Regions from separate parts of the Homo sapiens genome. Here regions 1 and 3 are each linked to region 2. Evidence: read pairs that join two places in POLR2A ChIA-PET (ENCODE). Cell type or tissue: OCI-LY7. All regions are shown on one strand. Region 1 has its middle 75 kb from the start of NTRK3. Region 2 has its middle 65 kb from the start of MRPL46. Region 3 overlaps LOC105370959 (a long non-coding RNA gene).

Region 1 (2,500 bases), 71 kb after region 2:
CCATCTCCATCCTTCACTCTGCCCTCAGCACCATGATGGCTGTCATGAGTGTGCTCTGAGGTCCTCAGCAGTAGTTGGACCTCAGCCTGGGTTGGAAACACAGGTCATGTACTACATGTGCATAAAATGTGGGACACAAAGCTGGTGTGGCCAGGAGGTCATCTGGTCATCAAGACCAGTCCTTGCCCTTGGCAGATGACAACCCAAACCACCCAAGACCATGTTCACTTACCCTGCATTATAACCCCCCAATCTCTCTTCTCTGGGAGGTCTGCCTTCAATCATCCTGACAGTCTAGAAAGCCTGCCCTAAGCACTTCCTCAAGTTTGAGCAGGAGCATTTTCTAACTGAGCTATTGGCAGAGGGGAAGTTGGCCTCACTAGTGTGGTTGGGACTCATCCCTGGAGTAAGGTGAATAGACCAGACCTGTTGGAGCTGGCTTTGATTCAAGTGTGGGAACAGGCGGTTGGACCTCATGAGCTTTAAGTTGCTTTCCATGCTGATTCCTAAATTTCCCTCATTGTGCTGTGGGTTCCTTTCATTCTATGCTCTGTGCCGCCTCTTTCACAGCCACCTTGTGCCTCCTGAAGGATCTGCTTCCTAGGAGAGTTGCCTGTAGAGAGATCTGAGCCTACCTTGAAGGCAGGGCATGTGTCTTGTACATATGCCCTGTAAGACTAGCAGGAGGCATGATAGAGAGAAATTTATTATTAATACAAACATAGTATTTTGCTATTATTACTAATGCTAGTAATTATTGTTAAAATTACCATTACACTTACTATGATCTGAGTATTTCAATACATTATTTGTAATCTCAAGCAAACCTGCAAGGGAGGTATCATTACTACCATTTTCAAATGAGTAAAGTGAGACTCAGGCCAAGTCACTTGTCCTCTGTGCTGCAGCTAGAAGGGGAGGCATCACGACTTTCTCCCAGGCTGGGCAGCTCTGAAGCTCTCTCCCTCTCTCTCTTTTTTAGGTGGAATTGGATGATCATAATCATGTTTCCAAATATCATCTCATGACTGGAAGAATAATAATAGCAAACCATATTGAGTGTGCTAAACTAGGGTTATTGTCCATCTGAAGGTCCCCAAAAGGATTTATGGCACAAGGGGAAGTTTGTTTATTGTTCTAATTCTGCTGATCATGCAGCTTTCCACAGCTCTAGGCCAATGGATTGGGGTGGGAGGGCCCACATTTAGTTTCTTGGGTAGACAAAGAGGTCGCTGAGAAAATGCTATCGCTCGGGGGTCTTCCGGCCCATAGATGGCGCTGTTGGACCCTGGGAAGTCCCACGGCCCAGTTGCGGAGGGATGGAGGTAGCGTTGTGGTGCAGTCCCAGCTCTGCTCTGTTAAAGGGAAGGCACAGATCTGTTTGTAAGAATGCACCTTGGAAGCAGCCTAAATGACCACCAAGATGGGCCTGGTTAAATAAATTATGATACGTCCATATATTGGAATGCCATGTAGCCATTAAAAATTTTGACATAGATTTATGTTGGTTGATATAGAAAGATATCTCACAATGTATTTTGTCGAGGGAAAAGCATGCCTCGGGACATTTCATATATATAGCATTATCCCAAAGATATTAAATTGTGTGAGACAGAGACAGAGACAGATAGCAAGCCGGATGTTCACCAAAACTATGAACAGCGTAGATCTTTAGGTTGGTGAGATTTCAAATGATTTTTACTTTAACCTTATCTGTAATGTGGGGGTTTTAAAAATAAAAAAGCATGTCTTATCTTTACAATAGGGAAAAATCAGATTGGTTTCCATTTGAAAATGTATAAACCAAACCAAACTGAATGTCTCTCTAACTCTCCCTGAAAAAAGTCTCTTTCAGAGTGTAGCCACCTCTGATGTCTCATCTGTGTTAGTGACTAGTTATTCCCTCTTCAAGGAGTGGAGACATTTGTCACCAGTGTTAGAGAAAAGCCCTAGGAGGCTTTTCCTGGGGCAGTTCCAGGGCACGTTTCACAGCTCAGGCACGGGGTGTGATCCCGGTCCTTCCCACCCTGTCTCAGCGACACCCATCGCCCCCTCCCCAGCCTCCACTTTCCATTCTCTCCTTCCACGCCTTCACCCTCTTTCTGGTGTCTCCAGAAGCTTTCATATCCACACATTCTATTCAGCAGCGAGTCCCTGAACTTTCTAATTGAGATCAGAGATAAATATAGTGGGGAACGCAGGAGGGAGAGGGAGGAGGCCTAGTTTTAATTTGCAGCACTTCCCATTAATAACAAATTCTAATTAAAAAGTCTCTGTCTTCCAGCCTCAGTCCAAGGGAAATGTGTCCCCAGGTCTGTCTGGCTGGAATCTTTGTGACAGTGAGTTCGGGGTGCAGATTTCTGTACTAGCTGAGCCCTGTCTGTCAGAAGCCATAATTAAGCTGGAAAAAAAAAAGGATGTCATCTAAGACCATAGGGATCTTCTCTTGCTGCAGTCCTAAAATGAGGCCATATGCCTTCCTTGGACAGAGGTGCTTCTG
Region 2 (2,500 bases):
GCTATGTGAGGCAGGAGCCGATTCTCCCCACCTTCCCCCACTAGCCCACAGGGGGTTCCTGCTAATGATTAGCTCAGGCTGATTCTCATTAATGCTCTTTATTTACAGGCAGATGAATCAATTATGGAAAATACGGTTTTCTCTTCTTAAGTCGGTTTTGTGCTTCATTTTCGATCTGCTGGTGTTCTGGGCAGAGTGCAGCGCCCCGACCTTCTCAGGGTGATGAGTCTGGTGAGAAAATGAAGAGGGTGTGTGTATTGGTGGTGGGTGTGAGGGACGGAGGGATACAAGATGGCTTCATTAGGAACAGTCAAGGGGTGGAGACTTGGAGAGGAAGGATCTAATTGAGTGTGCACCCTCCTTCATGTCCCCGCCTTGCCCAGAATATGCAAATCCTGATGAAAACCAGGAGCTGAGAGAGACCGTGTTGTCTCCAGAGGACTGCTGAGATCCTTTGCTAACAGGAATAAGCACAACTTACACTAGCTTGCAGAGTGGGGCTGCCTCCAAGCATGCACTTATGCTCCTCGACCTACATTTTCTTTGTCTTTGTAATGGAGATCGTGTGTGTGTGTTGGGGGCGGGGTGGGGGGGGTGAGTGCATGAAATCAGCAAGTATGTGAATAATCCTGCAGTCACATCTATGTACTGAGCACCTACTATGTTCTACTCTATTAGGGAAATGGCTGGAAAACAGGCAGTCATGACCCTATTTCCTCACAGTGTGGCGAGGAAGACAGAGTTGGAGCAATTAAAGATGCAATAGTCCATCTAAAAGAGCTTCAGTTGGGGACCTAACTTGGCCAGAATGATTAAGGATTAAAGAGTGCTTAAGATGAGACCTGAGAATGGGTAGCAATAATTAGTGGTAGTGAATGCATTTATACAAAATATATACTTGTGTGTACATGTGGGTGCACATGTACACACAGGTGCACGCGACAGATGTACACACGAAGTAAAATTCTAGGTAACTGAGTAAATAAATTAGTCCACAGAGAAAAAACTTCCATATTGCCAAGTTTATCATCCATTAAACACCCAGAAGATTTTATTGCCAACAAATTAGATGTTGATTTTTAGAAAATTAATTATATATTTCCCTGCCCTCCTAAGCAGCGTAAGTATCGCTTTCGTCATATTTCAGGGTCTTTCGCTATGACTGACATGCCAGTAGGATGCTTAGAGAGAGGGCTTCCTCAGGATTTATTTGGGGGTATGTAATAATTTTATTGCACTGAGATGGCTTCAGACTGCTTTGCTTTTTGAGTTCTTATGTCTGCTTTTTATAGTTTGCTGTCTCTTTCTGTGCTCTCGGGCTGTCAACTGTCACTTCCTGCAGCTGTCAGTAAGCCTGGCATTGGCAGGCCTCACCACTATCAGCATCTGCCCCGCCCCCAACACTCACAGGCTCAGCGATTCCATTCTAATCAGGTACTGACTCAGTTGGCTTGGCTTATCCAAGCTGTAAAGCAGCGCTCTGTAAAGTGCAGCCCCTACCCCAGCAGCAGCAGCTCCACCTGGGAACTTGTCAGAAATGCCAGTTCTTGGGCCCCGTCCCGGACCTGCTGAATCAGAAACTCTGGGGGTGGGACCATGTATTTAACAAGCTGTCCTGGTGATTCAGATGTCCCTAAAGTTTGAGAACCAGTGCTGTAAGGAAGGATAAATAGGGTCCAAGCGAGGGCTGTGTTGCTCTCCTTTGTGCAAGCTGCGTGAGCTTTAGAGCATCAGCCCTGCCTATGTTCTGTCCAGTCAAGGAGCCTGTGTTCCTTCCTGGTTCTGGGCTGTGTTCAGTGTGATTGGATTGTTTCAGGATATCTGAGTTGTAGGAAGATGAGAGGCCGGCTGTGTGAGTCTGAGTGCACACAGAACAAGAGTGAAGGACAGAAAGATAAAGACGGGGCCAGAGCTATGGCTTATGCTCAGCTCCCCAGCTCTTAGCTGCTGGAGTTTCTTACATCTTGGTTCCAGAGCCCTGGCCTGAACTCTCCAGCCAGGAGCCCTGGCGGTCTTCAGGTGGCAGAAGGGTCTTCTGATTCCGTCTTGCTCTCCCACACATGAGTAGCTGCCGGGGGCCCAGGCTGAGTGGCAGGAACACCCAGAGAGGCAGCAGCTGCCGGTGATGCTGCCAGAGACTGTCCAAACGGAGTTCTGAGGAGGGACAGCTAGGATATGTGTGGGAGCCTCTGAGATGCATGGATTTGGGTTTGTAAACATGGGCCTGTTACATTTAGGGTGGGCCACGGGCTTAGGGAGAGCTCCGTAGCATCTTTTGGCAACAGTTGAACATTTTGAGTGGTTTTAAAACATTGCTTATTCCTTATATAGTAGGAGGCCTGTTTTAGCACAGCTTGTCGTCAAAGGGGAGGAGAGAGGAGGGCGTTGGCACTGGGTGAACACCCATTGTGTGCCAGGTACTTTGCATAAATCTTGTTTTGTCGTTACACCCTTCTCCAGGGGCTGGGGCTTATTAGCTCTGCTTTACAGACTAGGACAG
Region 3 (2,500 bases), 54 kb after region 2:
TAAGTTTGAGTCCTTTAATTTTAAATTCCTGACACTCAGGAAATATTCTAATGCTTTGTAACTTTATAACCACTCACCCCTACCCTCCCACCACCACCCTCTTTCTTTTCCTCTCTCTTCTGTAAAATTTTGGTGTGGTGATTAGTATTTCAGGGATGCACCAACCACGGGAGTTTTCTCAGCTTGAACTCTCAAAAGAACATTGAAACATCCTATATAGTTTTGATGCATAGAATGTACACCAAATAAAAAAAAATGTGAAACTGGAGCTTCCATTATTGTCCTCCTGAGCTGCCACGCCTACACTGTGAATAATATTTGTCTTACTCAGATTAAGACGTGCACAAGCCAAGATGAACCTACTCAAAAAATAAAACAAGTGCTTCCAGCCTTCCTGTACCTGCTGGAATTTTCTCATGTTTCCCTTCCACAAAATGCAACAATTGCTGAGATGCTGCTTCACCTGCTGGGAAAAGGTGTTCGTTATCCCTGAACAAGACAGAATGAGGACCCTTTCCAGAATGTCAAGCAGGTGTTGTCTTCTGTCACTGTGCTGGTTTGAAGTGTTGCACACCAGGACTGAAATGAGCTTTGCAAAGACAATATTCTGTCAGGAGTGCTATAATCATGGTTTTGGCTTATTTTTGCACCAGTATCTTGATTCCAAGAAACATTTATAATCTGCCAGATAAATGTATAGTTCAGCATTTCCCTAAAAATACTGGAACACTGAATGTTACATTTAAGAAAGAGTTCTATGGTCAGGCAAGTTTAAGAAACACTAGGTTAAAAAAAAAGTTTAGGCGATAATACACATTGGTTAAGCAGAACCTTATAAATGATAATGCACATTGTAAGTATATCAGAGCAAGGTATGACAGGGTTCCTAAATTTATTTTATCACAGATTTTTTTTTTAGGTGGGAACATCTATTAACACTCTACAGAGCACAGTGTGGGACAAATCAAATTATAGCAATATTCAGTAGAATTTTTTATCCCCAGACCTTGAGAATTCAATACAAATGAATAAATGAGACTGTTCGAACACACACAATGGAAAGAGATTAAAAGAGATAATACTCTGAATTTATAAGTATAATTAAACCTAACAAACTACACATTTTTAAAACAAACAGCTTCTCTGCTTATGAATTTCCAAGTTGCAAACTTTTATAGATAGAAACAACACAAAGCTACAAAACAAGATCACATTAACTCAGCCTCCCACCAAAGGTGGTGGTAGTTGCAGTGTGAGGTTCTTTTAGTCTGGACCATAGAGTCCTTTGTTGTACAGTCATGCACCAGATAACAGAGTTTCATGTAACAACAGGAAACAGGTGTGTCCCATAAGATATAAGACTGTATTTTTACTGTACCTTTTCTATGTTTAGGTACACAAATACCTACCACTGTGTGACAGTTGCCTACAGTATTTGGCATAGGAGCATGCGGTGCAGGCTTGTTGCCTAGGAGCAACAGGCTATACCATACAGCCTCTTGTGTGTGTAGTAGGCTAGGTGTGTAATAGGCTAGACCATTTAGGTTTGTGTAAGTGCACTCTGTGATGTTCACACAATGACAAAATCACCCAATGACACATTTCTCAGAATGTATCCCCGTGGTTAAGTGACACATAACTCTTAGTGGCAATCTTGCTGGGGTTCTATTTAGTTCCAAGGTATTTTGCAAACATTAATTTCATTGTATCCAGTGAATACAAACGCAGTGAACGTTTTAAATTGCTGAAATAAAAGGTGTGCAATTGTTATGGAATTGAAAGAAGAGAATTGTATGGAATTGAAAGATTGAAAGTGCTGAGAAAAATAATGCCTGTTGCTCTATGTGCTGTGAGTTTTCCAAAAGGAGGTGTGGTTCAGAAGGACAAAGCACTTAACTTGCAATGCGCTGTGCATACACCGTCCATGATACTCAGCAAGAGAGGAGGAAAAAGGACAAACACAAAAACTAGAGCAGAGCACTGCAAGATCCGCATCCAGATGGGCTACCTATCAGCCAGATACTCATTCAGGAGAGATCTGGGACATAGCTCAGTGACCTAAACGGCAGAATATGCTGAAGGTGCTGTTGCTGAACTGTTCATTCATTCGTTCACTCAGCACCTATTTTATTTTATTTTTTGGGACAGAGTCTCACTCTGTCGTTCAGGCTGGAGTGCAGTGGCGCAATCTCAGCTCACTGCAGCCTCCACCTCCTGGGTTCAAGCAGTTCTCCCTGCCTCAACCTCCCAAGTAGCTGGGATTACAGGTACCCACCACCTCACCCAGCTAATTTTTGTATTTTTTTAGTAGCGATGGGGTTTTGCCATGTGGCCAGGCTGGTCTTGAACTCCTGACCTCAGGTTATGCACCTGCCTCGGCCTCTCAGTGCTGGGATTACAGGCAGGAGCCACCATGCTCAGCCACCTATTTTACTGAGTGTCCACTATGAGCCAAACATTGTGCTGGCTACGGGGAACACATTAGTGACTAAAACAGATA

What was found. ChIA-PET counts read pairs that join two places held together with the same protein. Peaks named below come from ENCODE experiments on the same cell type or tissue, not always from the same donor. Only the 100,000 strongest peaks of a DNase experiment are listed, where the experiment ranks them.
Region 1: POLR2A ChIA-PET joins it to region 2 with 10 read pairs; 2 of 35 experiments call an interaction of 5 or more read pairs at or near these places.
Region 3: POLR2A ChIA-PET joins it to region 2 with 16 read pairs; 3 of 35 experiments call an interaction of 5 or more read pairs at or near these places.

What each region holds. Positions count from the first base shown.
Region 1 is chr15:88,330,173-88,332,672 of GRCh38, reverse strand. No RefSeq gene overlaps it. Among named protein-coding and RNA genes, the nearest start is that of NTRK3, 75 kb to the right of the region's middle. In OCI-LY7, CTCF peaks have their summits at 1,068 and 1,270 (motif pointing right); a DNase peak (open chromatin) is centred at 1,292.
Region 2 is chr15:88,401,446-88,403,945 of GRCh38, reverse strand. No RefSeq gene overlaps it. Among named protein-coding and RNA genes, the nearest start is that of MRPL46, 65 kb to the left of the region's middle. RefSeq lists an enhancer at 686-2,500. In OCI-LY7, no CTCF peak of the experiment used is centred here; DNase peaks (open chromatin) are centred at 425, 1,365, 2,095 and 2,415; H3K4me3 peaks cover 2,402 bases; H3K27ac peaks cover 2,500 bases.
Region 3 is chr15:88,347,830-88,350,329 of GRCh38, reverse strand. The region is part of intron 2 of LOC105370959 (a long non-coding RNA gene); the gene reads right to left. Among named protein-coding and RNA genes, the nearest start is that of NTRK3, 92 kb to the right of the region's middle. In OCI-LY7, CTCF peaks have their summits at 1,010 and 1,210; a DNase peak (open chromatin) is centred at 1,339; H3K4me3 peaks cover 1,072 bases; H3K27ac peaks cover 1,623 bases.